Regions from separate parts of the Mus musculus genome. Here regions 1, 3, 4, 5, 6 and 7 are each linked to region 2. Evidence: chromatin loops called from intact Hi-C (ENCODE). Cell type or tissue: left cerebral cortex. All regions are shown on one strand.

Evidence for each region. Hi-C counts contacts between places; a loop is a spot of excess contacts. Peaks named below come from ENCODE experiments on the same cell type or tissue, not always from the same donor. Only the 100,000 strongest peaks of a DNase experiment are listed, where the experiment ranks them.
Region 1: a loop joins it to region 2, with 5 times the contacts of the local background. A loop is called at or near these places in 4 of 42 quality-filtered maps.
Region 3: a loop joins it to region 2, with 3 times the contacts of the local background. A loop is called at or near these places in 23 of 42 quality-filtered maps.
Region 4: a loop joins it to region 2, with 5 times the contacts of the local background. A loop is called at or near these places in 13 of 42 quality-filtered maps.
Region 5: a loop joins it to region 2, with 2.1 times the contacts of the local background. A loop is called at or near these places in 6 of 42 quality-filtered maps.
Region 6: a loop joins it to region 2, with 2.2 times the contacts of the local background. A loop is called at or near these places in 4 of 42 quality-filtered maps.
Region 7: it touches region 2 in a loop (8-fold over the local background); 5 of 42 quality-filtered maps call a loop at or near these places.

The regions. Positions count from the first base shown.
Region 1 is chr2:106,777,273-106,781,272 of GRCm38, forward strand. All of the region lies in intron 3 of Mpped2 (metallophosphoesterase domain containing 2), which reads left to right. Among named protein-coding and RNA genes, the nearest start is that of C130023O10Rik, 39 kb to the right of the region's middle. In left cerebral cortex, no CTCF peak of the experiment used is centred here; DNase peaks (open chromatin) are centred at 2,464 and 3,785.
Region 2 is chr2:106,691,893-106,695,892 of GRCm38, forward strand. It overlaps Mpped2 (metallophosphoesterase domain containing 2), which reads left to right and starts at 1,289. Exons shown (of 7, transcript NM_001143683.2): 1 at 1,289-1,929. In left cerebral cortex, CTCF peaks have their summits at 1,573 and 2,851; DNase peaks (open chromatin) are centred at 811, 1,520, 2,175, 2,486 and 3 more places; H3K4me3 peaks cover 3,299 bases; H3K27ac peaks cover 2,888 bases.
Region 3 is chr2:106,958,322-106,962,321 of GRCm38, forward strand. It overlaps Gm39902 (a long non-coding RNA gene), which reads left to right. Exons shown (of 2, transcript XR_866636.2): 2 at 1-313. Among named protein-coding and RNA genes, the nearest start is that of Gm39902, 4.5 kb to the left of the region's middle. In left cerebral cortex, CTCF peaks have their summits at 2,152 (motif pointing left) and 3,500 (motif pointing right); a DNase peak (open chromatin) is centred at 2,134.
Region 4 is chr2:106,428,926-106,432,925 of GRCm38, forward strand. It overlaps Gm46755 (a long non-coding RNA gene), which reads right to left and starts at 305. Exons shown (of 3, transcript XR_001783429.2): 1 at 160-305. It overlaps Gm36036 (a long non-coding RNA gene), which reads left to right. Exons shown (of 4, transcript XR_374852.4): 4 at 25-1,371. In left cerebral cortex, a CTCF peak has its summit at 2,296 (motif pointing right); DNase peaks (open chromatin) are centred at 184, 2,297, 2,913 and 3,368; H3K4me3 peaks cover 400 bases.
Region 5 is chr2:106,860,839-106,864,838 of GRCm38, forward strand. Mpped2 (metallophosphoesterase domain containing 2) reads left to right here. Exons shown (of 7, transcript NM_001143683.2): 5 at 650-765; 6 at 3,817-3,930. Among named protein-coding and RNA genes, the nearest start is that of C130023O10Rik, 45 kb to the left of the region's middle. In left cerebral cortex, no CTCF peak of the experiment used is centred here; no DNase peak of the experiment used is centred here.
Region 6 is chr2:106,842,773-106,846,772 of GRCm38, forward strand. The region is part of intron 4 of Mpped2 (metallophosphoesterase domain containing 2); the gene reads left to right. Among named protein-coding and RNA genes, the nearest start is that of C130023O10Rik, 27 kb to the left of the region's middle. In left cerebral cortex, no CTCF peak of the experiment used is centred here; no DNase peak of the experiment used is centred here.
Region 7 is chr2:106,515,295-106,519,294 of GRCm38, forward strand. All of the region lies in intron 1 of Gm14015 (predicted gene 14015), which reads right to left. Among named protein-coding and RNA genes, the nearest start is that of Gm14015, 5.8 kb to the right of the region's middle. In left cerebral cortex, no CTCF peak of the experiment used is centred here; a DNase peak (open chromatin) is centred at 2,172; H3K27ac peaks cover 336 bases.

The DNA of each region.
Region 1 (4,000 bases), 85 kb after region 2:
CATCAGAGACACTTCAAGGCTGATTCTTTGTTCTTGGCTACACACCCACATAAGGGCATCCACCCAGAAGGCTCTAGATGAAATCAGAGACACTTCAAGGCTGATTCTTTGTTCTTGGCTACACACCCACATAAGGGCATCCACCCAGAAGGCTCTAGATGAAATCAGAGACACTTCAAGGCTGATTCTTTGTTCTTGGCTACACACCCACATAAGGGCATCCACCCAGAAGGCTCTAGAAAGACATCAGAGACACTTCAAGGCTGATTCTTTGTTCTTGGCTACACACCCACATAAGGGCATCCACCCGGAAGGCTCTAGAAAGACATGAGAGACACTTCAAGGCTGATTCTTTGTTCTTGGCTACACACCCACATAAGGGCATCCACCCAGAAGGCTCTAGATGAAATCAGAGACACTTCAAGGCTGATTCTTTGTTCTTGGCTACACACCCACATAAGGGCATCCACCCGGAAGGCTCTAGAAAGAAATCAGAGACACTTCAAGGCTGATTCTTTTTCTTGGCTACACACCCACATAAGGGCATCCACCCAGAAGGCTCTAGATGAAATCAGAGACACTTCAAGGCTGATTCTTTGTTCTTGGCTACATACCCACATAAGGGCATCCACCCAGAAGGCTCTAGAAAGAAATCAGAGACACTTCAAGGCTGATTCTTTGTTCTTGGCTACACACCCACATAAGGGCATCCACCCGGAAGGCTCTAGAAAGTCATCAGAGACACTTCAAGGCTGATTCTTTGTTCTTGGCTACACACCCACATAAGGGCATCCACCCGGAAGGCTCTAGAAAGAAATCAGAGACACTTCAAGGCTGATTCTTTGTTCTTGGCTACACACCCACATAAGGGCATCCACCCAGAAGGCTCTAGAAAGAAATCAGAGACACTTCAAGGCTGATTCTTTGTTCTTGGCTACACACCCACATAAGGGCATCCACCCGGAAGGCTCTAGAAAGAAATCAGAGACACTTCAAGGCTGATTCTTTGTTCTTGGCTACACACCCACATAAGGGCATCCACCCAGAAGGCTCTAGAAAGAAATCAGAGACACTTCAAGGCTGATTCTTTGTTCTTGGCTACACACCCACATAAGGGCATCCACCCGGAAGGCTCTAGAAAGAAATCAGAGACACTTCAAGGGAGTAAAAGCTGATAAGAGGAATGGAATCTGGATATCCTCCATTTTACTCCTTTGTGAATGAAAGTCCAAGAGATAGGCTGCTAGACAAGAGAAGCAAAGAAGTGGTGTGTTAGGGCAGGGATAGGATGACCTCTAGGGACAGTCTGCCTTACCCCTGGGAACAAGCTACAGGCTTCCTGAGCTTCCTCTCTTTATCCTGAGACAAAGTCGCCTTATTGGTCCTAATAACTCTCATATTACTTACAGGTATTTTGGGTCGTTGTCAGATTCTGCTATAGTTTTCAGAGGCTTCCGTTTCCATCTTCTGTTGAGATTCTTCGAGAGTAACGGTTGTGTGTGGCATCAGGGAGGGATCTGATCTCTGGATGAGTAATGGTTTCTTGGATGGCAGTTGGGAGGGGTAGTTTCCAGCAGCAGCAGCAGCAGCAGCAACAACACAGCTAATAGACATTAGAATGAAGACAACAACCATTGCCTTCAGTCAATAGGAAGATGAGTCACACAGAGAAAGCAACACTAAACACTGGAGTACCAGTAGTAACCTTGTTTTTGCTGACATGCATGTGCTCCATGCAGCCAGCATTTGTCATCATCACCCTGAGAGCAGAGGACATCTGCTCAAAGTCATACAGCTAGTGCACAATGGAGCCTGTGGAGTCCCCGCTCTTAACCCCATGCTCCTCTGCAGCCCATGTGCTACCGGCTTAAAACTGAGTCTTAAGAATAGACATTTGAAAAGCATGGCAAGACAGCACTAGATACTATCTGAAAATTCGGGGAGGGTGAAGGAGGATGTCCTAAGTTAGACAGGGTGCAAAGACATCAGAGGAAGAAGAGAGGGGTGATGCTTGACACGAGAGAAGGGAGTCTAGCAAGCACAGTATCAGCAGCCAAGAGGGTGGAGATTTGCAGAGACAGTGTTGTCGCTGTGGTCAGACCAGCCCAGGAGAGGACTGAGAAGAAGCTTTGCTTTGTCCCTCAGGCAGCTATAAGTGGTGTCCTTCGAGAGCTATTGGAGGATAATAAAAACAGAAGCCAGAATTCCTTGGGTTGTGTATTCCGTATAAAACTCTAGTGACCCATCAGGCAGAGCCAATGTGGGCCAAGCAGAAGCAGCGGTGAGAGCAAGAAGTACTGTAGAATTTGTGAGCATTGCTGGATTTTCTCATTTTCCAGAAGAGGGTGGGAAGCCCTGAAATCATGCGCACACATGTGTGTGTGTGTGTGTGTGTGTGTGTGTGTGTGTGCGTACCCGCATGCGCGCACGAGTGCATGTGTGAGATAGCTTCTGCTTTCTAAATGTTAGTTCATCTTTTAAGAGTAAAATTCAGTTAAGAACTAAACTTGACATATCTGTAGGTTGAATTTATCATATCTGGACTCCTTCCAGAAGTTTCAAAGCAAAATGCTGAAGCATCTTGATTCACTTAGGACCATGTCTGCAGCAGGCATACATACCTGTTTACATGCCAATGGCTGCTTATTCTTACTTCATTGGGATGGGTAAATATAAACTCACAACAAAAGAAGATTCCATAAATAGAGGACTGATGGCCCAAGAAAGAAGATCAAAGCAAGGTGTTCACGGGCAGAGGAGTTTAGTTTAGAGTCCAGTTGTTGCCAGGCGGTTGGTGGTACATGACTAAATTCCAGCACTTGGGAGGCACAGGCACTTGGATCTCTGAGTTCGAGGCCAGCCTGGTCTACAGAGTGAGTTCCAAAACAGCAATGGCTACACAGAGAAAACCTGTCTCCAACAACAACAAAGCAAACAAATGAAAAAGAGTCCAGTTGTTAGAAATATAAGTTGTAACCTAGATGGAATGATGGGGAAGTGGAGGCTAAGAAGCAAAGAGCTCCTTTCTTTCTCCTTGTTTGTCCGTGTGGTTGGCCATCCTGAGAATTGAAGAGAAACAGACAGATTTACAGTGTCTGCTTTGGAGGATAGCAGTGCAGCAGCCGGGAGGGGCTATCGGCCTTCCTATTATCACTCTGTTTTTTTCGGAGGACAGAGTTACACTCTGTAGCCCAGGTTGGCCTGGAACTGTGTCCTGAGTGCTGGCATTGCAGGCCTGAGCTAACACACTCAGCCGTAAATGGGACACAACATGCAGTCTCTGGTTGCTTATCGGTCCGCTATTGATTACCTGAAGCTGTACTCCCAACTGATGGCTGGGATCCCATATTTTATTTACTCATTCATTCATTCATTCATTTGCTACTTACGTAGCATTGTTGCTATACCTCTAATTGACCTCTCCTGTTCTTTTTAGTTCAAAGTGTTCTGACCATAACGTATATATTTTATTACATGTGTACATTTAGCTATATACATGAACATAATGCAAACTTTTGTATATTACATGTATTTATTATATATACACATGAAAATGCTATAGACCACATTGACATTAACTTTCCAACTGTGCATTTAAAACAATATCCACAGTACGTAACCTTTTCATTCCACCTAGAATAATCCTGTCCATCGTTCCCAGGACATTCTAATTCCACTAGTTAGTTCTTTGGGTTCCACAGAGCAAGAACTTTCCATGTTAGGAAAGCAGAATTTGGCCTCGCTCTTTATTCAAGTGGGTCGGCCTAGATGGCCTGATCTGAATAAAATGGATAAAGGCAGGCACCTCTTTGTCTGACAATTTGAAAGTGATGCTATTTGAATACCAAGAAGCTTGAAGCTTGACTGCGGAGCCTTCCAAATTAATCTAGTCTTGTAGGAAAAAAAAAAGAAAGAAAGAAAGAAAGAAAATGCCATCAAGTAACAGGAGATTTGTCAGCTGCCCTGCTTACACTTTTCATATAAAACAGAAAGGTTGGCA
Region 2 (4,000 bases):
CCTTTAATGTCAGTGTCACTTGCTGTGATTTGTGCTTGGCCAGAGAAGGCACTGTCCTTTCCCCTCAGCCCATCAGGCAAGCACTGACACTCTGGGCACACTATACAATGAAAGTACATCAGTAAGCCCATTTCCCCTTCATTTCTGCATCCTGAGCAGAAGAGATGGACTACTTAAAATTCAAGTGTCAGGAAAGTCCATTGTAAAAGGGAAATATTTTCAAGCGAATTCCGTTTGATCTTTTTTTTTTTTTTCTTTAAATAAGGGGCTCCTTCTGCCTCTCTCCCTTCCTTTCCAGACCTTGGAAACCAATTAGTCTCAGCACAGAGGCTACAGGCCAGGTTGAAACGGCTCCTTTTTAATTTTAGGGGATATAATTTCAGCCAGGACGTCTAGTCAGTTGTCATGTAGTATACAAAGCACAGGTTTCACTCTCGTGCACATACATTGGTGTTCCCTTCGGAGAATGCAGATTTTCTTTTCTTTTCTTCTTTCTTCTTCTTCTTCTTTTTTTTTTTTTTTTTTTTTTTTTTTTTTTGAATCTGACTCCTAGAAAGGAATTAGATCTGGTCGCCGTCCAAATCCTTCGGCTCTGACAGTGGCATAACATCACAGGGCCACCTCATCTTTCAGACAGCCGTGCCAACCAAGTTTTCTAAAAAGCCGTCTGTCCCACCATTTCAGCGGCTTTTCCTATCCTTACCCCGCCCTCCTTTTGCATACAAATCCTAGTGTTCCGCTCCCCTTCCCCGCCAGGTTTCCAAAGTAGCAGAGAAAATTGGAGTAACTTCGATTTATTTATTTATTTATTTATTTGAAGAGCGTGTCTTTGGGAAAGGGAGAATGTGATTCAAAGGGGCGCGGGGGTGTGGGTGCGGAAACAATTAAAGCCTTTGCCTGACTTCACCTTCTTATCCTGAACCTGTCTTAATTCTTGAAGGTGAAAAAACACCAGCTGGGTTGGCCTTTTCTTTCTCAGGAACAACATTACAGAGCCAAAGTGGGGTGTGTGTGCCTCTGGCTCTATGAGAGGGTTTAGGAGAGGGAAGCCTTGATACCCCATAGGAAAGTCTCAGTTCAGCAGTGTGGAGGGACCCTGGGGTCGCCCCTCTTGTGAGATCTTAGTGCCCCAGTCGCTCCTCCTGCCCCTGCAGCGAGTTCTGCGCTTTGGAGCTGTGCCAGGACCTCTGACAGAGCCTGGCAGGTTCATGAGTGGGGGGCGGGGGCTTGGTGTTCTCTTTGCAGAAGACGACCATCTGGGGGGCTCCCTTATTTTCCTGGCGCTCAGTGGCCCGCCCCCATCTCCCCGACCCCTATCATTTTAACGCTGATCACACACGATGGTGAACTTGCAGCTCAGCTTCCTGCCGCCTGCTTGACCCAGGGAGCACCAGCAGCCTGCGGGCCTCGCCCTCCGCTCTCCCTCCTCTCCTGGAAACCCCGCGGCCTCGGGGCGTGGGTGGGGGGTTCGAGTGGGCCGGAACTACGGCAGGGGCGTGCAGGGCGCGGGGTCCCAGCGGGGAGCTCACAGCAAGCGGCGCCTGGGCGGCCCTGCTTCCTGGAGCTGTGCTCCTTTGACCCCAGTGGCAGTCCCTGTCACTGCACCGCTCGCGCTCCCTTCGCTCGCCGCGCCCTCGCTGCCTCTCCTCGCCCCCTCGCTCCTTCTCTTCCCAGATCGAGGCTGCTCCGGTCCTCTCCACCTCCCCACGCAGCGACCCCGCGTCCCGCTCGCACCGCGCCCCTGTGCTGCCCTCCCAGGCCCTGGATCGGCGGCGGGGACCTCCGGGGTCGAAGGTTCTGGCCCGCCCGCGCCCCTCGCCCCTGCCGCCCCCAGCGCTGCTCCAAGCCGGCTCGGGTTGCTTGGCGATGGCTCGCCCGCACACCGGGCGCTGAAGGCATCCCGGGGACCCGGAGCGCAGCCCGGGAAAGGTAATCCGCCCGGGGAAGGGAGGCGGAGGGCGGGGGAGGGGGGAGGAGGCGGCCGGTGCCGGGCGCGAGAGGAAGGGGAAAAAAAAATGCACACACAAAGCGGAGCCCGGGTGAGAGGTGCCTTGTCAGAGGCGCGTGCGAGGGCGCGGGGGCTGCGGAGCGCGGCGGCCCCGCCGACCCTGAGGTTGGCCGACTGAACACTCGAGGACCCGGGGAGAGCAGATTTGTCTCCCCCGAAGCCCCCAACAAGCGAGAGCGAATTTCTTTACGTAGCTGTCCTTCTTCCCACTCCCCATCTCGCCCCCTGTTCTCCCTTCCCCCCAGCCCTCGGCCACGGACCTCTCGGGGTCCCCACCTCCCTGCCCCCTCCTCCGCCGGGTTTCTCAGGAAGGTGGTGGCGGCAGGGGGAGGGGGTTGTCCGCGAAAGCCTGCGGCAAAGCCCCGGGGCAAGGGATGGGGGTGGGGCCCGGGAGTCCGAGATCTGTTTACTAGAAAGTCCCAGGGTCGTGCGCCGCAGCTGCCCCGGCCTAGGCCCGGGTGCATTGTGTTGGCCCGAGCCCTGTGCGCCCGCGGCGGCCCGGGGCCAGGTGCAGTGGCCGGACGGCTCGGTGCAGCTTTGTGCTCCGGCCGCCCGCGCGCGCAGCGCTCCAGCGCGGAGCTCTCCGCCAGCCCCCGCGCCCGGACCTTACTCTCCGGTCTCGGCGATTGCTGCCTGCCGAGCGAGAGGGCTGGGAGGCGGGGTACGGCAGCGTGGAAAAGTAACCGTAGCCGCCCAGTTTCTTTTCTACCTAAGCAGTAGTTGTGTGGATCTCCCCCTTTACCCCCCAACCCTATTTACATTTACATGTGGCAAGATTCTCTTTTAAAATCTTTTGAATTTCGGGCTTTTGCGGCCTAGGAGGTGAAGGGAGCATTTTTTTTTTTTTAACCTAGAGGTTCGAGAGGGCATTGAAATCCCCCAGCAAGAAAAGAGCACGGAAAGATAAGCAGTGGGGTTGATTTATAGCGCACCCCACAACACACCCGGAATTAAGAGTGAATGCGGGTCATGAAAAATGTGTAATTGATTTGTGATGGTAAAGACACTAACAGGTCAGGCTGGGAAAAACACACAACTTTAACTGGAAGGGAAAGACTTCCAAAGAGGGGGCAAGGCGGTGGCCTCCACATTCTCCTCCAGCCCGATGGCTGGCTGGATCTCTTCCCTTCCCAACTGTTCCCGGGAGGAGCCTGGCAGCTCCGGGACTCAGAGCAAAGAGGCAGCTGCTTAGGGTACGGACTCGGGCTCTGGTCTGTATGCTCGGAGATGCCAGTGCGCTTCGGAGGCTTCCGTCCCAGACCTGGGGTTAAGATGCCCCACCGAGGATGGCAGCGACGTCAGAGCCCGTTTTCTACGGCGGTCTTCAGTCGGTGTCCCGCTGGGAGAGAGGAAGGTGGGGGAAAATGCTTAACCGACCCTGGGGGAGAAAGTCTACTGTCCTTCGTGCTGCCTCCACCGCCGGCAGTGGCGGTGCCCAGCGGGTACTCAGCGTCTACGGAAAGAGGAGGGAGTTGTGGCCAGGACCAGGCAACGGGAGCTGTTGACAGAGCAGGGCATGTGTGTGTGTGTGTGTGTGTGTGTGTGTGCGCGCGCGCGCGCGCGTGTATGTGTGTAGTAGCTGCAGCCCCCCACCTCATCTGCCCACCCTAGATTTAAAACAAACAAACCAATCCAAAGTAGAGAATTCTGCGTCCCCCCTCGCCCCACCATATATAGACCCCACGCTTTGTCAGAGGCTCAGGAGAAAAGTCGTGCCCTCCCTCTCCGAAAGAATGTGCCAGCTGGGTGTCAGCAGTGCTGGAGACAAGTTCAGGTGTAAGTGTGAAGGGAAGGGAGGGAGCTTAGTGGACAGAGGCACGTGGAACTTTTTTAGCATTTCCAGAAAAATAAAGAAGCGGTGCAGCCACGGTTTGGACAGCGTGTGGGCATCGCTCCCGCATGCGGAGATGAGTAACTGGAAATGGGCATAAAAGAGTAGGGGCGTGAGTTAAGGTTCTCGATCCGCGAGACAGAGGGAGGAGAGAATGAATT
Region 3 (4,000 bases), 270 kb after region 2:
ACCTTGCATTAGGTAAGTGCTGTTGGAATGTACAAACAGACCCCACACCACAATCAGCCTGATCCAGAGGTTAAGATTGTCATTGGGTCTCATTTGAAGCCTGGAGAGGCTCCTCAACTTTGCTGCAAATGACTTACCTGGCGTTTCTGCTAATGCATTTGAAAAGCAGTTTATGGTTTTCTTTGTCAGTACCTATAAAAGCTTCATAACCTGTTTAAACCTGGCCTTCGGGCTAATCTACATCCGAATCCCTGGGTCAAGGTCATCCATCCTTGACTCTAGAATAAACCATCTCTTACTTCCTTTGGGATGAGAACTGTGTTGATGTTGTGGCTTTAATCTCAAAAACCTGAAATGGGGAGGGCAGTGTAAAAGCACATTATACATACTAGAAGACTAAAACATATAAACATCCCTACCGTGGATATTAAGTACGGTCTGCTTTCTGAGACACCATGAACATTTGACTTTTTGGCAGGATTAGTATTGGAAATGACATATAACACGTTGCACTTTGCAGAGTTCCCTTTGGTTTGGTAAGAGCCACATCTTCGGATTGCCATTGTCAATGTCTCAGACCTAAGCAGCTGTAGGGACAGAGGCAAGAGGAATGTGAGCTGCTGGGGCTGCCATTAGTTTTGCTGGCCTTGGATCATACATCACAAACTTGAGTCCATGATACACGATTAGTTTCCTGAGAAGTTCATTAATTCAGATGGAGCCATTAAATATTCCTGCTCCTTGGACTTCGGACTGAGCTTTGGCTGTGAAGCACAGGGTTATGGAGAGATCACCGTGAGCATGCAAACAATTTCAAACATGCCCAGTGCTTCAGAAGCAGGGCCAAGAAAAACACTAATATTGGATAGCTTTTCTGCAGGTGTCTTAGTGTTGTTGCAGCGCTATAGTCACTCAGGGTAAATGACTCCAGGTCACGCTACATTTGCATAAAAGAGGTCAAATTAAGATCGGAGAAGATTTGACCAAGATTTAGGGTAAGAATGAAGACTTGGGTGGAAAGTCATAGCTGTTTGTTTTCCTTTCCTAAAATATATGAATGCCCCCCAAAGGGTGTGTGTTTAACCAGGCCACTCTGCACTTGAACTCCATGGGAATGCTCAGAATTGGCTTTCCTTCGGCCTGTGCCTTGTATTCAAATGCTGGATGGCCAAGGTGCCAAAGGAGACAATGAACACAGCAGTGCCACACAGCAGTGCCAGGCTCAGCTTCAGACAGCTGGGTCCAGACACTCAGCCTTGCCTACCTTGCCTATCCTGTACTCCACTGCGTCCATCTGTATTATTTCAAGGAGATGTGACAAGGACAGAGGGAAGAACGTGTGAGCTGTTGACGCTTCAGTGTAATTTTCTAGAACTGTGTTAATAAATCACAAACCGGAGCAAATGATATACTTTTAATTGCCCAAGAAGCTAATTAATCAGCCTGAGCTATTAAAACATTGCTGTTCATCTGACTTAGAACTGAGTTTTAGCCAATGCAAAGCCCAGTCTCGTGGAAGTTGAACATTCCTCTGGAAAAAGAGCATGTATCCTAGTTAGCCAGAAGACTGACCATTCACTGGCTCTGAGCAGCCTGGCTAGTCATGTGTTCACTTTTATCAAGTTCACCCTGGCTTCAAGTGGTATTCGATGTTATACCCTTGCCGGGCCAGGCTTTGTAATGCACACTAGATGCACTAAAGGGAACCCATCTGAGCCATATGGGCTGAGAGTAGAATCAAGGCTTCTCGAGAACGAAAGGAAGTGTTAACATGAAAGAGGACTGACACAGGGCCTGGAAACCACCACTGAACTACCGCTGATGTGCTCAAGATAAAGCTAATAAAAAAGGGGCCTGGGAGATGAATTCAATCCCTAAAACTCACGTAAAAATCAAACAAGCCCGGAAGGGCTGGATCAATTAAGCTCGTTTGTTGCTATTCCAGAGAGCCAGGGTTTCCAGCTCCCACGTGGAAAGTCACAATTATCTGTAACCCCAGTTCCTGGGGACCTGATGTTCTCTTCTGGACCCCTAAAACTTGAGTTACAGTTGCCAGCCGAGCCACCATGTGGGTGATGGAAACACAGTCCCAGTCCTCCGGAAGAACAGCCAGTGTTCGTGAGCAGCCGCTGGCCATCGCTCCAGCCCCACCTGGTGGGCATTTTCAGAAGCTGCCATTCTTTATTTTATTGTATTTTGTTTCATTCATTCATTCATTCATTCATTCATTCATCCATCCATCCATTCATTGTAGCAGGCAATGATTTTTAAGCCAGGGCATGTACATCAAATCTTTCTTTTTTGACCTGATATAGTGAAAGGCATTTTCCCCGTATTATGCAAAATAGAGGGTGAGATGTAGGGACTTGGCTGAAATCCCTGATCCCCGACTTAATGCCTGGCAACTTTCTCAATGTAAGAGAATGAAGTCAAAATGTTTCCTCTTCATAAACCCAGATGCAGGTGTTGGGGGATGGGGTGGGGGTTCCTGCAGGCATCACAGTGCGCAGGTATAAGTGAATCTTGAAGTGGTAAGAAAGGAAACTTGGAACAGCCACACTTGGGTCAGTCAGATTGGATCAAAACTTCTAGAGCAGTGGTTCTCAAACTTGTGGGTCTATCACACATCCAGCACTTCAGATATTTACATTATGATTCATAATCGAAATAACTTTATGGCTAGAGGTCACCACAATATGTGCTTCCTACATTGTTGTATAAAAGAAAATCTAGTAAGGGTTTATTTTTACTTACATTTTAAGCTAGGGTCTTACTGGGAACTAATTTGGGATAGATGTTAATTGGGTTACTGTCAGCTACTGTTCTCCAGAGAAGCAGATTCAATTTTGTGTGTTATATAATTGACTAGATGTCTCAATATAAACGATAGTAACTCTTAGTGAAGTAGTATAAGGCAAAGGCCAACTATTAGCTGTTTATTTATTAATCTACTTAGTGACTGAAAGCACTGTTGCCAAGCCTGACTTCACTTGCTACCTGAAACAGAACATCCTGGAGAAGCGCTTCAAACAGTGGGTGGGCTGCAAACCATGACTGCTTCTGACTGCTACTTCCACTTCTGTAAAATCTTGCCCATGGTTTTAGAGTAATGTAAGCTGGACCCAATACCAAGGCCTTTCAGGAGCAAGCCTGCTTCTCACCCAGCAGTAACTAACATCTCTCCCCCTCTCACTGGTATTGGGGTGCTTATTCCACAAAGACTCTGGCAACATTACCAACCAGAAAAGTGGAAGATGGCTCATCTGGCAAGAGCCTGGTGTCCTGAGCTGGACCCACAGGATCCATGGAAGGGTGGGAGAAGAGAAGGGGACCCAGGTGTCCCCTGACCTCCATCCCATGGCACTCACTCCCAAAATGTATTCATTTAGTTTCTAAAAACTAGATTGTTTTGCATCACTGTGGCAATTCCGAATACAACCACTTTACACAACAAGAGGGTTGTTTGGCTCCCAGGTTTGTAAGGTGTTGGGTCTGTGATGTTTATTTTCAGACACCAGCAGATGTCAGCAGAAACTAAGGTGTCCTATTAATTTCCAGTAAGCAGCATAAGCTTTTCCCAGAGTGGCCACAAGTCAAATGCAAAGCAAAGCTTTACAGAAAGCTTTACAGTCCGGGTACGCACACACCCTTGATCTGCAGTGCAACTTTTAATTAACTCCTTGGAGGTGAGATGGGTGTGATCATAGATTAGGATATGGATTTATGAATAAAACCTTTTCAAAGACTCAAATGTTCTTGTTAACCATCCAACAAAAATCTATAGCAAATAACAGAAGTATTCTTTTCAGTGGCAAGATGGCTCAGAGGCTAAGGTGCATGCTGCTCAAGTGAGGATGGGTTTGGGTTTCCAGCACCTGCAACCGCAGAGCTGAGGGGAGGCCTGGTGACCCTGAGCAAGCTGGCTAGCTCCAACAGTCCAATCAGCAAGCTCCAGGGCCAGCTAGTCACAGAACCTCGGCAAACAGTGGCAAGCAATTGA
Region 4 (4,000 bases), 260 kb before region 2:
CTTTCTTTATCACGTCTTTCCTAGAACCAGAGTCTCCAGAACGAAGGAGCAGAGAACATTTATCCAACCCAGCTGTTCAGCCGATGAAGACAATGTACCACCCCTCCCCCGAGGTGAAGCGGTGACCACATTTCATCCTCCCCACAGCGGCTGATTTACCTTCTGACAGTGCAGAGGAACATTACGCCACACATCCAGACCGGAAAAGTATGTGACTTATTGTTCATCGAAGTAGATTAGTCCTGCCTTCAGAGCTGAGCAGACAAGCTTAGCTCTTCTTCTCCCAGCGAGGGCGTCTGTCTTTAGATGACTAATGCAGCCTTTCTCTAAAGCAGACACCTATTCACTCAGTCCATGGACAACATGACTTCATAATAGAAGTTTTCTTTAATATTTCTTTCATTTGTATTAACATTTCATGTGTTTTGCAGAGCAAGAGACATTCGAATAAAGTTTATTATAAGCATTATAAAAGTCACGAGAGAAAGTAGGTGCCCGTACTAATTAAAAACTCATTGTATGCCAGGAGTTGTGATACTTTGGGCATTACATTATGCTAACACTCCCAGAGATCCTGTTACTCTTGTTCACAGGTGAGGAGGCTGAGCTTGGAGATGTAGTCACTATGCAAACTCCTACCGAGGGTAGGTGCTAACAGTGGGATTCATATGACTTGAAACCTCACACTCTACCACTTCTCTATACTCCTTAGTAGATTAATGCAATTAACACCTAGATTTCCCTTTCCTTCTCTGTCTCCCTCCCTCTTTCCTTCCCCCCAATTTCCCTTCTCCTAATCCTTCTGACCTGCTCTAATGAATATTGCATCGACCTTCAGTAAACTGTCCAATAATTGGCAGTGCTGCTCTTTTGCCTCCATCCTTTCAGTTGCACGTAACGTTTTTCATACAGATTTGCTCTGCTGAATCTCAGCTGGAATTACATCACAAGTCGCTTAGGTGTAAGTAAGAAGTGTCCCACTAAACTTTCATTATTAACTCCATGTTACTCGAAGCCATGGTGCTCTTGGGTTTTTGTCAAATAGTTTGTAAGTCTTGCTGATACCTGACTAAGGGTGCCAAGAAAGCTACAGGAGAGTTGGTATGTGTCTGAGAGTCTAGTTCATTTAGTGCCTTAAATTAAACTGTAGACTCAGCCCAGTCCCTACCACCTGGCCCTACTGAATCAACCCTGGGGGACCTGCTGAATTGGGATGTGCACTGACTTTCCTGTTTAGTAGACATAGATACTTTCAGATGACCCCAGTTTGGTTTGTTTGTTTGTTTGGTTGGTTGGTTTTTCATGGCTTTGTGGAAAATGATTGGAATCGTTCATGGAAAATGACCACCTCTCTATCTAATTGCAGATGTGACTAAAATATTCTCTTAGAGGAGAGAGAAAGAATGCTTGCTAACTAAGATTCCTAAATCAAATTGTTTTGCCACATTTATTTACAATTCTGTGACAGTTCTGGAAAGTGGGGGCATGCCCACCCCCACCCCCACAGCAGAGTATAACAAAACACTCAGGTTGGTTTTGTTGTTGTTGTTGTTGTTGTTTTGTTTTGTTTTTCGAGACAGGGTTTCTCTGTATAGCCCTGGCTGTCCTGGAACTCACTTTGTAGACCAGGCTGGCCTCGAACTCAGAAATCCGCCTGCCTCTGCCTCCCGAGTGCTGGGATTAAAGGCATGTGCCACCATGCCCGGCAACACTCAGGTTTATTATGCCCGCCACAGAAAACGGAGTCAGAGAAAAGCCAGTGCGAAGCATTCTGAGGTGGTTCCTCTCTCTCTGCTTCCGCAGGGCCTGATCTTTGCAGTGCGGCTCATGAGTGAGCCTCATTCTGTGGGTTCTCTGCTTACGGAGGAGGGTCCAACGACAGTGTGGGAAAGTCAGCCTTTACTACACATTGATGTGCATTTAATTTACCGAAGACTCAAAGGGGTTTGAAGGATATCTTTTTAAACTGTCATCTGCTTTGAATTCTCAAATCTTGGTTTTCTATTTACTTCAAGTCGTGATCACTTTAGAAAAAAACCAAGCTAAAACAGTTTCTCTTTCCAATGACACCCACTGTAACTCACAATTTTCTGATGTCCTTTTAACTCTCCCTTGGCATAATATTTAAAGATAATTACAAATTTCAGTCCCCTGCAAGCTGAACCTATGCCAGACAAATAATGTGCTTTTCAACAAAGCGATTCTACTGGCTAAGCTTTGTCACTTGGACCTTAAGTTACAAGGAAGGAGATGCCAGGATCAGTTGTTTTTTTCCCTGCGCACTCCATATAGCCCACTAGGTGGCGTCTCAGCACACAGAAAGCCAGATCTGTATGCTAGCGGTCAACCCACTACATGATTTTAAAAATGGGTTTTAAATTGCATTGAACTATATAGTTGTAATGGTGTTGAAACTCTCAGCATTTGTGAACTGGAAAATTTGCTGGTGAAGTGGCTGCATTGCTGTATTAGATAAGAGATGCGCTAATAGAATCCCGCTGCTCTTTCTGATAGAGTACGGTTCCTAAATTGTATCCCGAGATAGAAACACTGGTGTAGTGGCACCCCGTCAGGTAGATCCAGTTGCTGGTGTGGCTGATGAGAAGAAATAAACCACTAGAAAATGTGGCACAAAGGGCATCTAAAATCTTAACGGACACTGAGCGTCATTCCGGGCCAGATTCAGAAACACAAGGAGACCTTTGTCTTAGCCTGTTTTTGTGCTGCTAAAACAGAATATCACAGGCTGGGTAATTTATAATGATCAGAAATTTATTAGAATGGAGATTTATTGGCTCACAGGTTTGCAGGCAGGGAAGTCCAATAGAAAGGTGTCAGTATCTGGCAAGGGCCTTTAATCTGTGCCGTTACATAGAAGACGGTGGGTGGGAGGGAGGGAGAGGCAAGAAGCCGCAACTTGACTGCCTTTTGGAAAGTGTGGGAAGTGCTAGGGTCTGGTGCATCTTAGTCCAGAGCACTGTGACAGAATTGTACCGCCAAACTTAAAAAGTTATCCTTTCAGATGACAGTGTCAAGAGTCTCATCCTGGAGGGAGGAGGAGTCTCCCTTCCCAGTGTGCAATTTCAGAGTTTCCCCAGTTACAGACATCCAGACAACCCCCTGTACCACCCCCCCACCCCCCCACCCCCGTCCCGTCCCGTGTCCTCTTCCAGCTCCAGAGTTTCTGGTTTCAGGAAATGCAAATAGTCTGGGAGAAGAGGGAAGTGGTCCCAGAATAAAGCTGGCGCGGTGGGTACATATCTATTAAAGGAAACTGATACAAGCTCTCTTCTCCACCTTAGCTCCCTCTGGCTTTCCTGTGGTTTTAAAACTTGCCTTTTCCATTTGGATTTCTAGGCTCATCTCTGGCCTGTCTAATGCTAGCAAGAATTCTGCTAAGGCAGTTTAGATAGTGTCCATCTGATTACCTGCTGTTTCTGATGAGGAGATGTTGAGTTGGGTTAAGTTTCTTCCTCATCCCTCCTGTTTCCTCTGTTTCATTTTCCATTCAAGAGCCACTCCCTGCTTCTGGTCCCACTTCTGCTTACATTTGGAGTTAAGCTTTCTCTCTTTCCTCCCTGAACAACCACGTCACACAAGTCCTTATAGCCGTTGTGATGGACTTGGTAACATTACTCTTACCATCTGTTAGTGTCACCAACAGTTTTTAACATATTTTTCAACTGTGGCCCTTCCTCTCTGTAGGAATCTATCTGACCAATAGAATTTTTAAAAAGGTCTTTGCTTTCTTTGAGATTTAATAAAAGCCATTTCATCAGCTGCCTGTGTGCTTTGCAAAATATTTACCATTTTCATTTAAAAAAATTTTTTTCAACCTTCCAAACAATTTAACTCTTAAGATCACAGGAATTTATTATGATTCTGATGGCTGACTAAGCTCACTTTCACAAGCTCCAGTGCTTCCTCCATCGTTGCTCGTGTTACATGAGACCGTATCTCCCTGTCCTAACAGCTGTCCTCCTGTGGATCACAAGGTCAG
Region 5 (4,000 bases), 170 kb after region 2:
TAGTCTCCATTTCAGAAACTCACTCCTGAAGCAGAAGCAGATCTGGGAAGACGCTCAAAGATGCTGCTGGAAGCAAATTCCAGAAAGATCGAGGTGTCCCCAGAATCCTCCCTTTGGTGACGGGAAGAGTTTTCTGTGACCCCCTTCACTTTTCAGAGCCTCCATCCAGACTGTTCAGGACACTTCAGTGGACAGTGGAAAGTCGAGTGTCCTTTTGTCTGAGACTTTAACAAGGACCTCTGCACCAAACCCGTACAGTGCTGGGGGAGGGTCGGAAGCACGGCCGGCGTTCCTCATCTCTGCAGCACTAAGGGAGGCTGGGAATCCTGGGATCAGGGCTGGATATCTTGGAAAGCACTGAGATTTAGTGGAAGACAAAGCTTTTGTCACAGTTTTGATAGAAGCCTGCTGGGAAAGTCTCCACTGTAGTGGCTCCCATGCCCCTTTCTAGTTGAACAATCTGTAGGCCCCATGCCTGCTTTCAAATGGATGGGTTTTGAAGCAGTCAACAGAAAAGCAGCCCGCTGCCAGGGCCAACCATCAAAAGGGAAAAGAGAGCAGCGCAAACTGTGGGTGAATACTCGCGAGAAATGTGACAGTCCAGAGGCTCATTCTGCTGGCCTGACCCGTGTGTGTTATCTTCCCAAAGGACCCCGTGGTTTAATGGATGGGGCTTTAACCTACCCAGAGGCCAGTCTCTGCTGGACAAATGGAACCTAATCCCTGAGGGCATCGACATACTCATGACACACGGACCTCCTCTAGGTAAGAAACGCAAAGGTTGGGCTTTCGTCATTACAGAATGCTCCCCTCCCGCAGCCTAGCAAGCAATGCTTCCGCAATGTAATGATTTTCCTTCAGAAAAAAAAAAAAAAGAATACAAAAAAGAAAGTCAGTGACTTTAAAGAAACCCAGTATGGAAATTAAACTCAGCAGTTCTGCTAGGCTTACAGGTGTTCATGAAATTAATTTTTTTTTTCATCTAGTCAAGTCAGGGGGAAAAAATCAATCAAATGAGCATGGAAAACCATAGTCTTTTAATTTATTTTAAGAACTGTATTCGCTTTACAGTAAAGGGATAGGGTGGGACACGGAAGGAGACAGAGACCTACCAATCCTAGGCATTTGAATGGCAGGAAAATGAAAGAAACTTTTGTTCAAAGGAGCTCATTTTCCTTTCACACATAGCACTGGGCCTGGGGTATCTTTAAAGGTTTACATTTGAGATGATTATATGAGAGAAAAAAATTTTTTAAGATGAAATATTTTCAGTAAGGACTTGCCCTGAAAATGACTTACGACAGGTATTTTTCTGGCATACTGTGGCAGCATTCTGACTTATGTGATCTCTGGGTGTCAAAGCCACCGCCCTAGTGACCCAGATTATCAGGCAGAAGATAGTTATCTGATTTAAATAATTCGATCCTAATTATCGATGAACCCGTTACTGGTTCGGCTTGCTACAGGACATTTTGAGCCAGGACCTACCACGGCGATCTCACCATCTACTTTGTACAGACACTTCCAACTAAGCAAGCTCGGAAAATGCAAATATTTCCATTTGAATGCACACATTGATATTTCTTTGTTTTGGTCTTTTTTTTTGGGGGGGGGGATACCTTTTTTTACTTTATTGCAGTGCATGGTATTAATAAGAGTTTTCTTGGTCATACTGGGTTGGAGGTGATTTTTGTTGCTGTTACCTTATTAAGCATGAACCTCCACTCTACCAGCCTGCAGAAGAAAGCATTTTATTGCTCATTCCCAGTGTATGTTTAATCTTTGTAGACACCCCTGTTAAGAACCACTCAGCACTGCTTTCTTTCCCTTACAAAGGGAGGGATCCGTGTCTCCTGAACCAATGGAAAGGGGAATGGATGCATGCTGAGGCCACGGAGCCACATGTTAGTGATGGTGGAGCAGGAAGAAAGGCTAATTCTTTGTCGTCAGTGTGGTACACATGGGACCACCATGCCCACACCTCTCTCTTTGAAGCGCTTCACCTCTCCTGCATTCACTAAGACTGGATTTGCCAAAGAGCTTAATCTAATCATCACCAATTTACTTCCTTATTTAGACTAATTTAATCAGAACATTGCCTACCGAATATTTTGGCTAGGGTGACTTACTCAGCAAGAGTGCACTGCAGGAACATTCTAGTCATCTTGATTCCTCTACCTGTGCAGCCTGGCTGGGGCAACTCATGGTGAGGGTCCTGGATAGCTGCAGCCTGGCTGGGTGCAGTTCATGGTGGGAGTCCTGATAGCTATAGCCCAGAAGCATCCCCATTACTCGAGCGTCCCTTCAAACGTGACTTCAAACAGAACAGGCAGTTCACAATGAAGTCATTCATTTTGGCATGAGGCAAGTGATAGTAATCGCAAAGTCTCAACACAATAGTCTACACAATCCGGCGTCCTGGCAAAGCTTACAACGGAGGCTGCTGCCCCTGTTTTCGTAGTAAAAGTGAGATAAACCAGGGTGTACATACATCAGAGGGAGGTCCACACCCAGAAGCTTCGTAAGAAGTCAGACAAAGCTTTCACAACTTAAAGAGCTTTAAGTGTGGGGTTCTTTGGAAAATGCTGTGCTGGGCTGAGGCTCGGGGTGGGGCTGGAGAGTTTGAATTCTTGAATTCTCAGTGTGAAGGAAGTTATATGTGCTATTTACTGTCTGCTATTAATAGTCTCAGCAAGATGTTATCTGAGGTACTCATGACACAGTGAAGTGGTTTTCCTTCAAGGAAACACACCCACGAGGTAATAATGTTAATCTCTATGGATTCATAGTGTTCCCTTTTCTTCATAGCTTTGTGTACCCTAGCTTGGTTTTTGCTAGGTACTCACTCTCATCTGATCCTCTTCCTAGTCTCTCCAGCCACTGCCCACACCCCAGCTACCCTGTCTTCACAGAGACGAAATATTCATGCCTCCTGCCCTGCCAAGTAGAACAGGAATCGGTCCCTTCCTGCCCAGCCATTTCTAACAGTAAATGTACCTAACGGAGCTGTGGGATGGATTTCCACAGACTGTGGTGCAGCCTTTCGTCCCACCTGGCTTCTCCATGCCCCATCCTGCTGAGGTGTATGGATTCCATTTTAGGCCATAATCGAGATAGCTGACTTTTGCTATAATTGATGTCAGTGTTTTATAGATTTTCTGCATTAAGCAGAGGACTAAGTGGCTTTTACTTTAAAACCAGTCAATTAGCCCAAGCTTGCTGGATGCCACCATAAGGTCACATTGTCCATTGCTAAAGAGGATTGGAGAAGCTACTGGGTATTCCAAATCTTTGGTTGCCAGGAACCAGCAAGGGTTAAGAGTGGTGTCTCTAAGCAGATGAAGGCATCCTGTGGCCAGTTCCCAGGCAGCTCTTCCACATCTCCTCTCTGTGAGCTGTCATGAGAATAAACCAGTACGTCTACGTACAAGAAAGACTTTTGAAGAAGAGGAAGCAGCAGAATCGAGTGGGGAAGAGCTGTTATGGGGCTGCCGGGAATAAATGCCATTGATCTTATGGAGAAGATTCGAAACCTGTGGCTGAATAAATCAAACTTCTTGCAGAAAAAAGAATGTTAATTAACGGGAAAGGGGGAAAAAATGGAAACCAAAAAAAAAAAAAAAAAAATTAATCAAGAATCCAAAGAAGACAAAACGATGAGTGAACGTTCCTTAAAAGCCATTCTGAGCTTAATGGGGAGGCTGGGATTACAGATAACATAATAAACTTTCTGATGAGTTATGGTTTCCTGAAAGTCGGCATGAAACCTTACCTGAAGAAGGAAAATTAAGAGTATTGATTGCACTCTGCCCTTAGGTTTTCGAGACTGGGTTCCAAAGGAACTTCAAAGGGTGGGCTGCGTGGAGCTCTTAAACACAGTCCAGAGGCGCATTCGGCCCAAGCTCCATGTGTTCGGTGGGATTCACGAAGGTAAGAACACAGGGATGGACTACGTGCATTTTCCATGGCCTCACCCTCTCCAGCAGGCAGCCTGGGCTGG
Region 6 (4,000 bases), 150 kb after region 2:
GGCATGGTGCAGGAGGAACTGAGAGTTCTATATCTTCATCTGAAGACTGCTAGGAGAAGACTGGCTTCCAGACAGCTAGGACAAAGGTCTTAAAGCCCACACCCACAGTGACCCCACCTATTCCAACAAGGCCACACCTCCAAATAGTGACCCTCCTGGGCCAAGCATATTCAAACCACCACAATAGTGTAAGTGTCACATCCTGTGTGGCACGCCATGCGACAGAATGGCTATTCTAAATGTATAGATGTTTATCACGGAGCATAGGTTTCCGGTCTGGTTCTTTCTTCTTTCTTTCTTTCTTTCTTTTTTTTTTCCTACTTCCAAAATTTTATAATAAAGTACATAATATTAATTGTTAAAATTTTCAGTAAAAAGCTTAAAGAATAAAGTTTGGGGGAACTGCAGATGTAGCTCAATTGGTAGCAAGCTTTCCTAGCCCACAGGAGCCCCTGAGTTTGATCCCCTGCACTACATAAGCATGGTTTGTGCTTGTGTGGTACATGTGTATAATCCTAGCACCTGGCAGGAGCAGGCAGAAATATGAAAGATCCAAAGTCACTTTCAGATACATAGTGAGTTCAAGTCTAGCCTGGTTCACATGAAACCCTGGGTAATCTGTGGCCCTTTCACACTGAGAGAGTGGGTCATCAGATAGAAGGGAAGGGTGAATGGAGAGAACCAGGGCCCGGAGACATAATAACCCAGAAATCAGAGAACAAACTTCTGTTCCCCTCATCAAAACCTCTGCACCAACCACAGAAGCAGCAGAAATTTATCCTCTATAAAATTAGTAACTTCAGAAGCCCACGGATAAGCCTTCCTGAGGAGTCTGCTCACAACTCATCCTCGCCCTGACTCACCTCCCGATTCTGACCTACCCTGGTGGCCTGCAAGGTTCCGTGGTGGCACAGTCAGCAGAGAAGTAGCAAGCTGATGCTGGGCTCTAGACACAAGTGTGAGTATGGACCCAGCTTTGCCAGTGAAGTAGATGTTTCCCATCAAGACCCATAAGCCTCCCATATCTCACTGCTCAGATGTTCAAAGCACCCTGAAGGTGACTGGGATGGCCATGAGCGACAGCAGGGTGCAGGAGTGACGTCAGTAGGATTGTTCTGGGTTCCGGATGCTGAGTACTGGATAGGTATTTGTCATGTTACTGTTAGCGCTAGGCTGTGTTATCACAGAGGTTCACTCTGAGAACCAAAGCGATTTAAGGAATTCTGTTTTCAAACAAAACTTGCTCACATTAATACAAGTGTGATATAAGTCAATTCCCCACCGTCTTCAAGGAAATATCATTAGTTCCGGTGATAAACCGTAGTGGTGATGAACTTGGGTGTTCCCAGCATGGACTTATATAGCCCCAGTGGTAAACGCTGGAGAAGGATAACCTGGCTCCTGTTCTACCTCACGCCTGCATGCACCGAGATGGTAGCTGATCTGTGATGGCAATAGGAACAGGTGAGGAAGGGGGCACCCCCTGCAGTGGCAGCTGGGTGCCCCAGAAGCATGACCATCGCCTCTCCCCCACTGATGGCCAAGCCCAGGCCCTCCTCCTTTTCATCTCCCACAGCCCAGCACTGCTGTGGGATGCAGAACAGTAGTCGTTTTCTAGGATAGCCACACCCCCATCCCTCACGCCTGTGAACATTCCCTCCCTTGGCAAAGGAGATTTGCCGATGTGGTTCGGTTAAGCTACAGGACACAGGAAGTCCGCCCTGGATTATTTGGGTGAGCCTATGTGATCATAAGATCCTAGTTGGGGGTTGGCTGGAGGGTCAAAGTGAGAAACAGAACTGTGAACACAGGTTAGAGGGAGGCTGGACCAGGGAGCCCCCGGTTCTTTTTCTGGAAGTAGGGGAGAAAGTGACTTCCCCCTTAAGTCCCCAGAAGCAGGCTGCTCTGGGAGTATCAAGAACTGTCAGATAAACCAGCTGTATTATTTCAAGCCTCTCCACTCCTGCAGCGTTGTTATAATGGCAGTAGAAAACATATTGCCCAGGACAAGTGGACCTGCATCTCCTGCAAAGCCCTTCCAATTTGTCACTCTCTAGTGCAAAAGGAGAAAACTTTTAAGTCTTGGAAATGTCCAGGTTTAGCTTGTGACATGAGGAGGGAGCAATGTGAGAAGAGAACGAGGAGAGGACCCACCTGGAGCAGGCGGGGCTACTATTTGGACTATACTTCCTAAACTGGGGCTGAGAGAGATTGTGCCTGACTCCGGTTTGTTTTGGCATGGAGGGTAAGCATTGACCTGGGTTTGACCTTGGGAACCTTTCATCTCTTGTTGCTTCAGCTTTCTCCTCCGTAAAGTGAAACTTTGTGTCTACTGTAGGTCCTCTGTATCAAATGGGGTCCTGTGCAGCAGAAACGTGCGCAGAACCCTACCCAGGCACGCTGCCAGCTTTACATAAACACCACGGAATAAGAGCAGACATTATTTTAAGAGCAGGGCATGGCTTATAGAGTCCTAATTGTTTGGACCATGTTCAGATAGATCAGGTTGAGCAGGTTTCTTCCTGTGGAAGGAAGAGTCTCTGTGGTAGCTTTCCCTTTCTGGTACAGCCTGGAGCTGAAAACCACTGACTGTGCCTCTCAGACTTACTTAACCATAGAATCCTTTAAGATCCAGAACAGTCTCAGGAGATCAGATATAATGTGTCAGTGTGGCAAGATTGCCATGTGACAGTGCACCAAGAAACCTCTTACCTCACCCTACCCTGTGTTCATGCCCCATTCACCACTGATTCACACCCTGGGAACGTGTGTGCCACCTGTGCAAGGAGGCTTCTGGCCTAGTTTCTAGACCTAAAAACCCAAAGCCATTTCCCACCTTTGCTTTGCTGTCCTGGCCTGTGAGTTGTCATTGAAGCCAAGCGGCTCCTTGGAGCTGGAATGGGAACATGGAGTTGTTGCTGAGTTATGACATTTACCTTGCAACCCAGCAACCTAACAATAACTTCATATAGTTCCCAACGTGGGGCAGGAGCAGCAGGTTCCTCTTCACTATAATGGCATTAGTTCGTGAGCAAATAACTGAGGGTTTATGTATCAAGAATACTAATGTATTTTCATAGTAATTGTCTTGAAAAAGAAAACATGTATTTTTCAGTGAAGGGACAGCTAAGCTCAGTTGCGTTCATTCTGAGGCTCCCAAGAAACAAAGCCAACACCGTGGTGTTCTTACTTCACATAGGAAAGCCTATGTAAAATCTAATTTCTGCAGAATTGCATTCCAAGAACTTAAACCTTGCTCACATAAAGATACCTTTCAAAACTTAAATACAGCACATTCAGTTACGCCCTGGTGTTTTAGTTTGTTTTGGTTTTGAAAGCTATAAAGAAATAAACTAGAGCCCTGTTTATTTTTAGCAGACACCTCTAGAAAACCCTGAAAAAAATATTCTATTTATAAAACAGAGAAACCGTTTTCATGCCAAATGGCTTAGAAATCAGAATGAATAGGCCCGAGTATCAGAAAAAGCAAACGTTTGTGTTTGTAAGATTGCTTCAATCCATCAGCAGTTCTAAAACACCTCAAAGCGATTGGCCTGGTTTTGCTTTTGGCTAATGAAAGGCTACCCAGAAATTGATAGGTTGTGCTTAATTTTCTGAGTAGATTGGAACTGAATGAGCGGCACAATGGGATTTAAAAAAAAACAAAAGTCAAATTTGAAATGAGAGTGACTTTCATGAGTTATGCTTCAGAGTGAAAAGATAGTGAATTTAAATAATTTTCTGGTTAAATTATTTCACTATGACATTATATAGAACATTTATTATTTCATCATCCTTTAAGGCATTAAAAATGAAAATGAAACCTTGGTTGAGTAAATTCAATGGCTATAAAATACTCTAGAAACTGAATGTAAGTGACCCCATGCCAGTCGAGGTCAGAGCAGGGGGCAGGCAGGCTGCACCCTGTCACTTAATCTTTCTGATCAGTGATGTGTCATGCTGTTTTTCTAAGCACTGTAGTAACAGCAGTAACGACGAA
Region 7 (4,000 bases), 180 kb before region 2:
AAATGTGCTGTGCTCTAGAGAGCAGAAATGAACTGAGCTGTCCTCCTAGAAGCATTGTGTATTGAAGCGTACCCTCTGTGTGACTAGAGTAAGAACTTTAGAATGGAAGACTTTGGGGGTATGATTAAGACTAAGCAAGGATCTGTGAGCAGCGTCTACTTCCACAGAAGCTGTAGCTTTCAAATAAGAGGAAAAGAGAGTTTGTCCTCTCTTCAAATAAAAGACATGTAGGGGCACAGTGGAAGGTGGCCATCAGGAAGTAAGTCCTCATCAGGAAAAGAACTGGCCACCACCTCATCTTGACTTCTCAGCTCCCACTACTGTGAGAGAACACACTTCTGCTGCCCCAGTGGCTGCCCAGTCTGTTGCATTTGTTTAGACAACTTAAGGAAATGAAAACATCAGAGGAGGTCTTGGATCTTAGGAGAATGGTGCTTCTCAGCTAGTTCATGAAGGAAGATGGAGACATCATCTGAGTGCTGGGAAGGATGAACCTTTGCAAGAGATGCTGTGGGAGTTTGAATGAGTGAGGCAAAGAAAAGCAAACTTGACTCTTTCCAAGACTGTCCCTACATAAGCAACCAGAGGAGTGAAAAGAGAATCGGAACCTCAGAGCAAGACTTTTAAGGTAGTATATATACTAGAATGTTTGTCTGTTGTAATGATCTAGTGAGCAGAACATATAAAGGAGATTTTATAGAGAGGAGATAATTGCAAAAACAAAGTCATTGAATAGAGAAGAGGGCCTATCCTTGGATAGAAGAGACTTATCATTGTGCAAGTGTGGAAGGCAAAGCTATAGATAAACATGTAAGGGGCTGGTAGATCAGGTGCATGTCTCAGAAGGGGAAGTGGGGCCGTTGGGTGTACCTGCAGGTAGAGTGGAAGCTTTGGTGATGGAATAAGAGATATTTCTCTCTGTTGTGCTAGCATTCTATTAATAGGACATAGATCTTGACTATTCCTATCTAGAGGCTTGTTTTTATCTTCCTCCTGATCCAGACAAGGAAACTGAGCTCAGTGGTCACGGAGGTGGTGGCCAGGAAGACTAGGATTTGAACAGCAGTTTTCTCTTTTGCTTGTTGTTCCTGATTTGCTGAAAGTGAAAGTGGAGGGAAAAGTTGGAATCATGATCTTAGTGGAAAGAAAAGCAAATTGAGTGATGCAGTGTGGCAGGATTTCCAAGCTGTACTGGAGACTCTCTTGTCATCAGGGATATAAACAGAAAGGAAAACTATTTTTTATAGTCTCATGGATTTGTTTTATTAACTTTTGTTTTGCCTACAGCTCTATTTGAATGCTCAGATTTCAAATTTGGTCTGAGTTTTAAGAGGAGAAGAGAAAAAGAAAGAGGAAAGGACAAAGAAGGTAAGAGAATGGATGGATGGATGGATGGATGGTTGGATGAATAGATGGATAGATGATAGGTATAAGGATGGATGGATGGTTGCTTGAGTGGATGAATGGATGCATACATACACACACACACACACACACACACACACACACACACACGCATATATATAAGCACATAGGCATATAGGTAGACAAGAGTTTTCATAGCTGTCAACTATTGACCTAGTTTGAATAAAAAGGAAAATGAGACCAAAGATTGATAAGAGGCATTGGAAGCAGCTGGAATGCAGAGGGTTTGGTAAAGTAAACTGGATAATTAAGGTAAGTACTCCGATTAAGATTCTGATGTTTTGAGAGGTACTTGACATTAGAGCTTTTGGAAGGAGTAAGTTTCAAGACCTCTAGAGTCACCATGGAGGAAAGGCTATAGATCTCGTCTCCTGCTAACAAGATAGCTCAGTAGTTAAAGGCACCCAAAGCCAAGCCTGGTGAACTGAGCTCAGTCCTTGGCACTCGTGGAAAAAGAACCAACCCTCACAGGTTGTCCTTTGATTGCCACACTTGAGCCATGGCTCACGTGCACTTCCACCCAAACACAGAAGATAAATAAATATCTTAAAATTTACAAACGTTGTAGGAGGTAATGAGGCAGGACATGAATACTGAAGTTCCCAGGGATAATGGTAGAAGTAACAGGAGAGAGCAAGAGGGACAGTAAGTGGGTGTAAAATCTCCAGAGACTGGGAGGTGAGTGGGGGACAGGCGACTATGACAGAGAGGGAACAGATGGTGTAGTCTCATGCCATCTGCTTTAAAATCACCAGGAATTCTGAGGATGAAGGAAGGGACAAGTGTCTAGAAATAGCAGCAGAGCAACTCCAAAGCCTCTAGTCACCCCTTTCCACTCTCCAGCTGAAATCCTCTGCTGCGCTACCACACTCCCCACTTTTAAACAATACACATATGCCGTCTCTTCAGACTCCTATATTTAGGAAAGATATATTGACATTGGGCTTTGGAAAATAAGCATCATGTCTCCTACATGAGTGCATATGTGTACATGCATATGCATAAGTGAACACACATCCTTACACAAGCACGCACACACACACACTCCTGAATATTTGTATTAGTTCTATAGCTTCCCTTCTTGTTTTTGTTTTGTTTGTTTGTTTGTTTGTTTTTCAAAGCTGAGTTTCCTTGTGCAGTCCTGGCTGTTCTGGAACTTTCTCTGTAGACCAGGCTTGCCTTGAACTCCCAGAGATCCACCTGTCTGCCTCTGCCTCTCATGTGGTGGGATTAAAGGTGTGTGCCATCTTTGCCTGGCTATCTCTTCCTTTCTAAAACCCTGCAAAAATAATTAGTCTATAGTATTTGGAAGTCATTCTTCATGTCACTTAGATTCTTTAAAACTTGAAACATTTTATATGTTCTTTGGAATAGGGAACATTTTTTTTTCCTTTTAAGAGTGAATTTTCTTCCAATTTCTTCATACTTCACTATTGTTCAAATGTGTGGAAATCAAATTTTCTTATTTATTTTTCTCTTTCTTACTTTATATACTTTAGTCGTTTTAATAGTAGAGTTTCAGGTTCTGGAATAAATGTTGAGTTAATATTTGGTTTGGGCTTCCTTGCCAGATGAGGGAAATAAATTTAGATTTTTCAGAGGGAGTGAGTACTGAGGCTCAAACTAGGGGTTTTTCCACATGCTAGAGAGACACTCTACCATTGAACTACATCTCCAGTCCCATCAATTCAGACATTCCATGTACAGAGAGTATTTCATGTTGTCATTTGTCGCTATATCCCCACCTCCCCCATCCACATTCTGAGCAGTCATCCTGCTTTTGAGGGTTTCCAGAATAAGGGCTTAGAGTTTTCCCCTTTTATAAGTTGGATCCTTCCAGGCCCTTGAACTCTTGGGTGTGGCTCTACCTCCCCTCCTCTCACATGGCTTTTAAGTACAAATCCCAGACCTCAGGTCCACATTGGGCCCTATATTCCAGTGCTGGACCCTTCTTACTGACCAGACTCTGGTTTCCTGCTTCACTCCTGCACCCCACGTGGGGCATTTAATTTTTTAGTTCAACTTGATGGCAAAATAATAATAATAATAATGATAATAATAAATAATGGATTAGCAAGATATCTCAGTGGGTAAAGGGTGCTTACTATCAAATCTTATGACCTGAGTTGGATCTGCAGGACCTGCATGGTTAGAGGAGAACTGACTTCAGCAGCTTGCCATATGACCACCACATGAATACTGTAACATGTTTGTACTCCAGAAATGAGAAATGGGAAGCATCCTGGGCAAGGGTAACCTACAACATTTGTTCTAGCACAGGGCCAACAGCCATTCCTTAAATGGTGTTTCTTGCATAGACAGGATATCAACCTTCTACCTGTTGTTCATGATAAATTTCATTGATTACTTCTTGCTGTGTCAACGTTACTAGCCAAACTCTCTAATTTTGTCATTGCAGTCCTTAAAAGCCTTTATTCCACTATGTTTTTCAAAATCAAAATTATTATTCCACCCAAAGCCCTTCCAACCCTGATCTCAATTATTAGGCATGCTCTGTGCACCCACAAAATTCCATGAAAGTTCTAATCTCTGCTACCTCAGAATTTTGCCTTAA